2 separate regions of the Homo sapiens genome follow, and region 2 is linked to region 1. Evidence: chromatin loops called from intact Hi-C (ENCODE). Cell type or tissue: PC-9. All regions are shown on one strand. Each heading gives the region's core, and the rest is flanking DNA. Links, peaks and the distances in the headings are about the cores only.

The links. A loop is a pair of places that touch in the nucleus more often than their neighbours do. Peaks named below come from ENCODE experiments on the same cell type or tissue, not always from the same donor. Only the 100,000 strongest peaks of a DNase experiment are listed, where the experiment ranks them.
Region 2: it touches region 1 in a loop (4-fold over the local background); 1 of 110 quality-filtered maps calls a loop at or near these places.

What each region holds. Positions count from the first base shown.
Region 1 is chr5:148,010,238-148,014,643 of GRCh38, reverse strand. No RefSeq gene overlaps it. Among named protein-coding and RNA genes, the nearest start is that of SPINK5, 52 kb to the left of the region's middle. In PC-9, for the core only: no CTCF peak of the experiment used is centred there; a DNase peak (open chromatin) is centred at 2,683.
Region 2 is chr5:147,890,368-147,894,773 of GRCh38, reverse strand. C5orf46 (chromosome 5 open reading frame 46) reads left to right here. Exons shown (of 4, transcript NM_206966.3): 4 at 1,835-2,052. Among named protein-coding and RNA genes, the nearest start is that of SCGB3A2, 14 kb to the right of the region's middle. In PC-9, for the core only: no CTCF peak of the experiment used is centred there; DNase peaks (open chromatin) are centred at 763 and 1,853; H3K4me3 peaks cover 609 bases; H3K27ac peaks cover 3,027 bases.

The DNA.
Region 1 (4,406 bases), core at 337-4,336:
ATACATCACTGTGTTGAAGTGCATACAAATGCAGCTCTGTACAATTGCTTGGGGCTAAGATGTTACCGTTCTCTTCACCCTTACTCACCACCTCTTTATACCACATTAGCCCATATGCTAGAACAATGCTAATCCATGCAGTGTAGGAGGCAGTTACATTCAGTGATCCAGAGCCTATGACCTGGTGCATTTGAATGACACGATATAATTAATGGAAGGAAGAGGAACAAAGGAATGAAGTAAGAGTAAAATGAGTAAGAGCCCTGGGTGGTTCTAGACAGGAATCAGGAAAGGAAAAATTCTGTTAATGGGATTGAAAGTTTACTGTGGTAAAACAGATTTTTTCCAAGGTTAGCCTAGGTTTCTCAAACTATTTTTGGATGAGCCATGTCAACATCTGACCAGGCCCCAGCATAGCAGATGCAATCAACACTGTTGATGAAAACTCAGGAAACATGGAGGTTTCGCCCAACCCTTGGTATTTTTCACTGAAAACTTCTAAGTGGACAAGAAACCTCCATAGACAACTCATTCTGTACCCTTGCTTGGAGACACTGTTCCCTCCACTTGGCTTCTCAGAGCGGTGTAGAAACTAAGTAGGAAGGGCCTCAAGTGGCATCTCTCCCAATGCCTTCATTTTATAGGTGATGCAACTGAGGCACAGAAAGAATAAGTGACTTGCCCAAGCTCACATAGTGAGTCATTGTCAAAGCTGAGGCACAAGAACCCAATGTACTCTTCCTTCCTCTCAGGAGTTATATAATTCATGTTTTTCTTATTATTATTTTATATCTTATGTTATTAGCATGCTACAAAAGAGTAGTCAATTTGAACTACAGCAAATGAAAGCAAGATACTAGGATGATTATTGTGTTTTGAGCATTGTGAATGTTTCCTTTGGTGAGAAGGAATGGTGAAAAATTGATATATTCAACTGGCTACCATTTTTCTGTTTCCTTTTTTTTTTTAAGAGTATGAAATGACGAACTGATCAACTAATTAATCAAATGGAGGATTAGTCCTTAAATTAAAGGTAGGTTAGACCAGACCACTTTAAGATCCCTGGAAACATTGAGACTCTACGACCCTGGATAGAGAAGGGCGTGAACCCTGGACTCTGAGTCCAAAATTACATATCAGTTGAAATCCCAACTCAAACTTAACCAGTTTAGATCAAACTCTTTCTGTAAAGAAAAAAAAAAAAAAGCAGCATCATACTCCTTTTGTTTAAAGAAAAAAAAAAAAAAACCTGACCAGCTCTGCAACCATGGATAAATCAGTTAATCTTTCTGAGCTTCAGTTTCTTTACTCAGATAAAAAGACCAATAAGCCCTATATAAGCCTCAAGGTTATAAGAAACATATGAAGTTGTGTATTTAGCAACAATTTTATTCTGCATTAATATTAGTCTATACAGTAATTATAAAAATTCAGATACTACATATGTATGTATATATTCATATATATGTATGTGTGTATGTCTATATTTATGTATATATATGTGACTATGCATGTACCTATTTATGGACACATACACGTACAAATGTAGGTATGTATATTCATACATATTTCTGCTTTGGCTCTGTGCCCAGCTTAACAAAACTGCACCCTCTTATTATAGCAGCACTCCCATAGGGTGTACCATACCTGTTTCAATTTTACTTCCTATGAACAATCATCTCCTTCCCCTTCTTCCTGCATGTTTCTGCCAAGGTTCACACAGCTGACATTCGTGGAGGTGAAATGGCTCACCTCGTTTGCCTATGGCTATTAAGTCTTAGCATTCTGATTTTCAGCATTCCATTTTGTGATTTAAGTTTCAAGTGACTTTTTAAAAGAACAAATAAGTTTTGCATATATTTTTGCTTATTTTTTCCAACCCCTGCCAGAATTTTCTATAGAAAATACATGTGCATTTTTTCCTTATGGGATTTCATTATCAATCCTAGATATGAAACTTTTGAATTAAAGGCCTTTGAACTGAGGATGTGGTCATTTTCCAGTCTTTAATTTACAGATGAGACAGGAATAATCAGCTATAATCCTCTTGGTGTATACAATGTCTAGCATAAATTAGGGGTTCAAGATTTGTAGAAGTGACATTTTCATGCTGAAGTACTATTAGCATTGAAAGTAAATGAGAAAAAAAAACTGGTAAACTTAGAAAAGGAGAAAGTTCCTCAAATTACTGCCTGGGAAGTGCTTTTCTTATTTACAAAGCCCTTTTACTTACCATATCTCATTTCAGCCTCATAACAACACTCCTAAAGAGGCAAGTCAGGGTGGGATTTTTGTCATTTTACAAACAGGCATCTAAAGTTTAATAAGGTTAAGTATTTTGCCTGAGGACTCCTGTATAGGAACTGGAGAAGTCCAGACCTAATTAAGGACTTTCTCTAAAACATAAACTTTATTTTCCAGGACTCAATATCAGCTGTTTCTTTACTTTTTGTTCTCAAAGCATCCTATATTAACATTATCAAATAATTTTGAGAATTCCACAACTCAAAAGTTGTATCTCTATTTATGCAGTCAAGCCATAATACCTAATGTGCATGTGGACTCCAGCAGCTTGCAAAACCTGAGGAACCCCTTCTTACCACAGAAATTTGATTCCCTTTATCAGGAACCACTATGTTAACATAGTTTGCAAAGTGATCTATTTGAAGGGAGCCTGTTTCAATTACAAGATCTTAATCAGCAAGAGATTTATCATCTCACATAACAGGAAGTCCAGAGGTGGAGCAAGCCTCAAGACTGGGTGACTCAGTAGCAAGGTTTGCATCATCCTCAGGCTGGAGGTCAACTGGTTGCAGTAGTTCCAGGCATCAAACCACAGGAAAAAAAAATCATCTCTCCTTCAGGAATTGTAATTCCTAGAAATTTTTACAAAAAGCTTATGGCAGACATCCCATTTACCTGTGTTGAGTTTAGGTAATTCTAAGCTAATCACTGGCAAAGTCAGTAGAATTTCCCTCACATCACTCAGGTCCAGCCTGGAGCTTCTGGTAAGACCAGCTTCTCTGGAAGCACAGGGCTACGAAAGAGATGAATAGAGAACGAAATTAGCATCTGCTAGCTGAAGAGTGATATACATGCCGAGTAAAGAAATAACAGTGCTTACTAGAGGACAACAGGTGGGTGTATCTGCAATGTAGGAACAGGACCCACATGAAAGAATGCTTCAGTGGAAGTCCTCATATTAGACAATAGAAGTTGCTTCATAAATGTCTTTAAAACATATGCCCAGGCCGGGCACGGTGGCTCACGCCTGTAATCCCAGCACTTTGGGAGGCCAAGGAGGGCGGATCACAAGGTCAGGAGATCAAGACCATCCTGGCCAACGTGGCGAAACCCCATCTCTACTAAAAATACAAAAATTAGCTGGGCATGGTGGCACGTGCATGTAATCCCAGCTACTTGAGAGGCTGAGGCAGGAGAATAGCTTGAACTAGGGAGTCGAAGGTTGCAGTGAGCCGAGATTGCTCCACTGCACTCCAGCCTGGCAACAGAGCCTGGTGACAGAGTGAGACGCCATCTCAAAAAATAAACAACAACAACAACAACAACAAAATATGCCAATACCTGACATTTTAGGGCAGGAATACAATAAATGTCTTTTCGTAGTTTATTAACTTGAATGACAGAAAATTATCATTTATAAAAGATGCAAGAACCGCAATAACAGCATATCAGTTTTAGTAGTAATTCATTCACAAAATTCATCAATTAACAAACTCACTGAGCAAGTGCTATATGCCGGATAACATTCTAGGTACTGGGCATACTAACATAAATAAATCAATGTGTGTATTGATGGTTGAGGCAAGATAGATGGAAATTATTATAATATAATGTGTTTCTTCTTATACTATACAAGTATGGAAGGATGGACTCATACATTTGGTTTAGGCTAATGGATGTGTGCATACGCTGATTAAGAGAAATTATTAATAAATGTAATATAGAAATGTATGCATACTTTCATCTTACCAATATTAGAATGGAGAATTTTTATTGTTGACCCCATTATGTAGAAATGATTTCAACAGTCTATGCATTATAAACTTTATACTCTAGTTGAAAATGGAATTGCATAAAGACATGGATCAGTAGCATGGCTAGTTCCCCAAGTGCAACTCTAACAAGATCAGTGCAAATGACAGTTAGCTAACTACAAGCTATATTTGCTAAAGATTTGACAGGAAACTCTCTATAAAGAATATTCTGATAATTTAAAGATGGAGCCCAATGTTTAGTTAAAAATTAATGATAATAAGATCCCTTGTAGTAAGTACTTAGACACTTTACAAATAAAGTCTTAATTATCAGAAATCCCTGAAGTAGGTATAATTATTATTATCACTGCTTTTTACAGATTGGGAAACTGAAACTCAAAGGATGTT
Region 2 (4,406 bases), core at 1-4,000, 120 kb after region 1:
TCCCTTTTTTTTTTTTTTACACATTTCTTTAATGCTTCTTTAATCCATACCTACTATATCAATCAGCCAATGCTACCAAAATGAATAACTAGCTGGCTGTTGAGAAGTTTATGGACTCAGCAATCACATAGCTCTGTGTATCTCATAACTGTGGAAGGAAATGATAAAGTTATGCATAAAGGGGCCTTGGGAATGCCTTGGAAAAGATAAGAAGGAATATCTGGAGGAGGGGATAAGCATTATGAATGCTCTACAAATAAGGTGAACTCTGAGAGAAGAGATTCTACACACAACCTGATATGATGAGTAGAGAGAGGTACAGTATTTGGAAAAATATCCAATAACCGAATACCTGGTTCATCTGAGAACCTCTCAGCCTCTACTGAACAACATTGGCATGATTTTTACTGGCTTTAATATTTTCAATAAAATTAAAATTTTAACTCCATTTGTCCTGCATTGTTTAAAACCATATGAATTCAAGTCATCTTTTTTTGTGTCTTAAGTCATTTGATATTTTAAGTATAAATTTTCTTTCCTGCTTAAAAACAAATTTGGACAAACCTCACTAGATTACTAAAATTATCAAAAGAGGTAATGGATAGAAAGTCACTTTATGAATTCTTAATTTTTATACAAGTGTTTTGGATTAAGGCAAAATGTACTATAGGACACACTAGACTTTTATGCTTAGACTTGCTCAGTCAGAACTTCCTAGGGAGGGATCTAGGAATAAGTAAGTCAGACAGGAAATTCCAGTGCACCTGATAAGCAAAATTGCCCGTGGCCACAATGTCACTTGATTACGTTTTCATGAAGTCTTATGGAAAATTTTTCTTTTAGAAATCAGGCAAAAAAAAAAAAAATATGCCTTCCCTAAAGTCAGATTCCTCTTTTCTGCTTATAAGATTTATGTGATGGCTGGGCATAGTGCCTCATGCCATTACAGGTGCCTACCAAATCCCAGCGCTTTGGGAGGCCGAGCGGGCAGATCACCTGAGGTCGGGAGGTGGAAACCAGCCTGACCAACATGGAGAAACACTGTCTCTACTAAAAATACAAAATTAGCCGGGCATGGTGGCACATGCCAGTAATCCCAGCTACTCATGAGGCTGAGGCAGGAGAATCGCTTGAACCAGGGAGGCAGAGGTTGTGGTAAACCAAGATCAAGCCACTGCACTCCAGCCAGGGCAACAAGAGCGAAACTGTGGCTCGTAATCCCAGCACTTTGGGAGGCTGAGGCAGGCAAATCATGAGATCAGGAGATCGAGACCATTCTGGCTAAAACTGTGAAACCCTGTCTCTACTAAAAATACAAAAAATTAGCCAGGTGTGGTAGCGGGTGCCTGTAGTCCCAGCTACTCGGGAGGCTGAGGCAGAAGAATCGCTTGAACCTGGGAGGCAGAAGCTGCAGTGAGCCAGGATCACAGCCACTGCACTCCAGCCTGGGCAACAGAGAGGGACTCTGTCTCAAAAAAAAAAAAAAAAAAAAGATTTATGTGACTTAGTTTTTTTCTTTTTCATCACCTATCTATCCAGAAACTCAGTGAAACTGGTGACTCAACTTATCCTTAGGAGTTTATTCAATGTACATTCTCCCTTCATTCTTGTTTCTGATTCTTTCTTTATATACTCTGAATTTTTGCTTTGTTGTTTTTGTTGCTCATTTCCTCAAGAATGTATTATAGTTGATTTTATTATGAAACCTCTTCTATTTTAAAGTGCAGAAGCATAAAAATTTTAAGGGAAAGGTTAAAAGTTATTTGGTTTATTTAACGTCTTAAACCAGCTCTACTTGGTAATTGTTTTCCTCTCTTTGGCTTGTGTTTCAAAGGACACACCCATGTGGCTCCTGGACAATCCAAGAGCAGCCAAATCCTGCTTTTCCAGTTTGGCTCCACAAGTCCTCCAGGACAGAGCCCTCAAAGCAACTCCCAACGAGTTCTCAGGATTCAGGCTCTGGCTTCAACCAAACAGAACTCATTTTGAACACCCTGACTGCATTTTTGCTTTTAGAAAGTTAGAATAAATATGGCGCTTTGGGATCACATAGTTGATGGAGAGGATTTGTGTTGCTATTAGTAATTTTTTCTGGCCATGTTTAAAGTTTTAATGATGCAAATATATATCTCTTGGTGAATATTTATATATTTATATATTCAACAGGATAACCAAAGAATGGTTCAAAATAAGAGGACTAAAGCCCAGATAATGTAGCAAGTTCGAATTCACAGAGCCAATAAGTGACAGAAAGAGGATTAAAACCTGACCTCAAAACAAGCTCTCAACTCCTAAAAATGTATGCAATTTCAGAGTTAAAAGTTTTACACATCTTTTTTAGAAAGTATTTTAAAACTATCTGAGCCCACTCTCCTATGCTAGTAAACTTAAAAACTGACCTTTTTAAAATTAATAAAATCATTGCCTTCCCACAGAGTCACTATTTTTCTCATAAAATAGCAGTGTCAGGGATGGAAGAGTCATTGAAATGTTTAGTTGCAGGCCTTTCGTGCCACCACCTTATTACACAGAGGTGGATCCTCTGCAGCCATGGCTATGGTTCTTGCCCACTTACCAGAAGTAAAATGTGACATAGCAGAGCTAGAAATACAGTAATCTCCCAGAATTGTTTACTGTGGACAGTAAGACAAGACTGAAATCTTATTATAGAGCAAGATGCCAGTTAAAGCAGTGCTCTAATCTAGAATAAAGTTTCTATGTGCTTCTACTGAGTTCTCAAAAGCTATCTTGGGTTTTGTCCTTCCCAAACACATAAACTCTGAAAGTAACTCAAATGTATGTTTAATAAATGTTTTGTTTGTCTGTCTTCCTGTTTTTACTTAGCCAGAAGAGGTGTGCATGCAGCACAAATAATTTTAATAATACAGGTAGATAAACCAAGAGTGAATTCCTACTAAATGTTGAAAAATGCATGTTACTTTCTACAATAAATTCAGACAACTCACACTCTGCATTTTCTAGGGATTGTGTCAATTTCAAATATCACATCCCACTTAACTAAATTACTTAGAATGTCTATTATATTCAGTATCTGGCACACAAACTGCTTCTCCCCATCAAATGTGGCTGCAAAATCTCTTTTCCAATGTTGACTCACTGATTTGTGCCTAGATAACATATTTACTACAACTATATTAATTAATACACTACTTATATGTGAGAAACATACTCTACCAGAACTTTCCTGCCTTTATCTTCACCTGTCTATTGTACATTTTGAAATCACTTTTTCATGTTGAGGGTTGGGAAAGTGCCATATCAATACAAGATTTGGTAAATTCCTAACGGGTCGCTGACAAAGATCTCCAACGATCTATAGAGATTTTGAAGATTTCCCAACTGCTTTACAATGTGTGTTTCCTCTTCCTCCCCTTCATTGCCTTCTTCCCCTACCCTCCAATAAGACCCATGTCTTCAGCCAGCAGGTACACCTGTTCTTAAAGATCAAGAATCTCTTTCATCTGCATAGAATTTTTCTTTTGGGACTCTTTCCCAGTATCATCTCCTTGTAATCTCATAACTGCAATGCGATTGAAGTGAATTAGGGAGGTATTGTTTTCTGCATATGACAGGTGAAGAAACTGAGGCTCAGGAGGCTGATTGGTATCATGCCTAAGATACCAAAATTGGTAGAGGCTACATGGGAGCTCCAGCCAAGTGTGTCTAACTCCCAGCAGAGAATTCCCCTGTGACATGCTGAGGACACAATCTACATCATCACTATTCTGTCCCAAATCCCAAACTTTCTATCATGACTCAAGTGCTTGAGGGAATTTATGCTTGACTTTTTACAGAAATGCTGAGTAGATAGAGTAATTCTATTTAAATAAAATTCAATTCAGATTAATTCCTTCTGCCATTTCCCATCTCATTTGAAACAAACACTTCATTTAAAAATTTCTTTACAATGTGGCAAAGATCCTACCTGAGTTATTCACTTCCCTTCCTTTCTCCTACTCATTAGCTTTCTCTTTTCACTCCAGCCATATTGGGATCCTTGTCAGTCTTTAAATAGTCCAAGTATGTTCTTTTTATAGGGCCTTACATTTCCTCTTCCCTGTGCCTAAATTACTCTTTCGCGAGGTGGCCACATGGCTTGCTCCTTCATTTCTTAAGGTCTTGTACTAAATATCACCTTCTCAGTGAAGCCTTCATTGATCATTTTATTTAAAACTGCATCTTCTGCCCTAATACGTCTATATTCTTTGGCTGCTTAATTTTTCCTCCTATGGATATATATTTTTTAATATATGTCTTTTAACACAATGTTAAAACTTTATTTATTTCATTCCTTTTTCTGCCTACCTTCATTAAAATGTAATCTCCACGAGGCAAGAATTTGGCCTTTTTTGTTCAATGTTTCTGGTGCAATCATGAGCAATTAG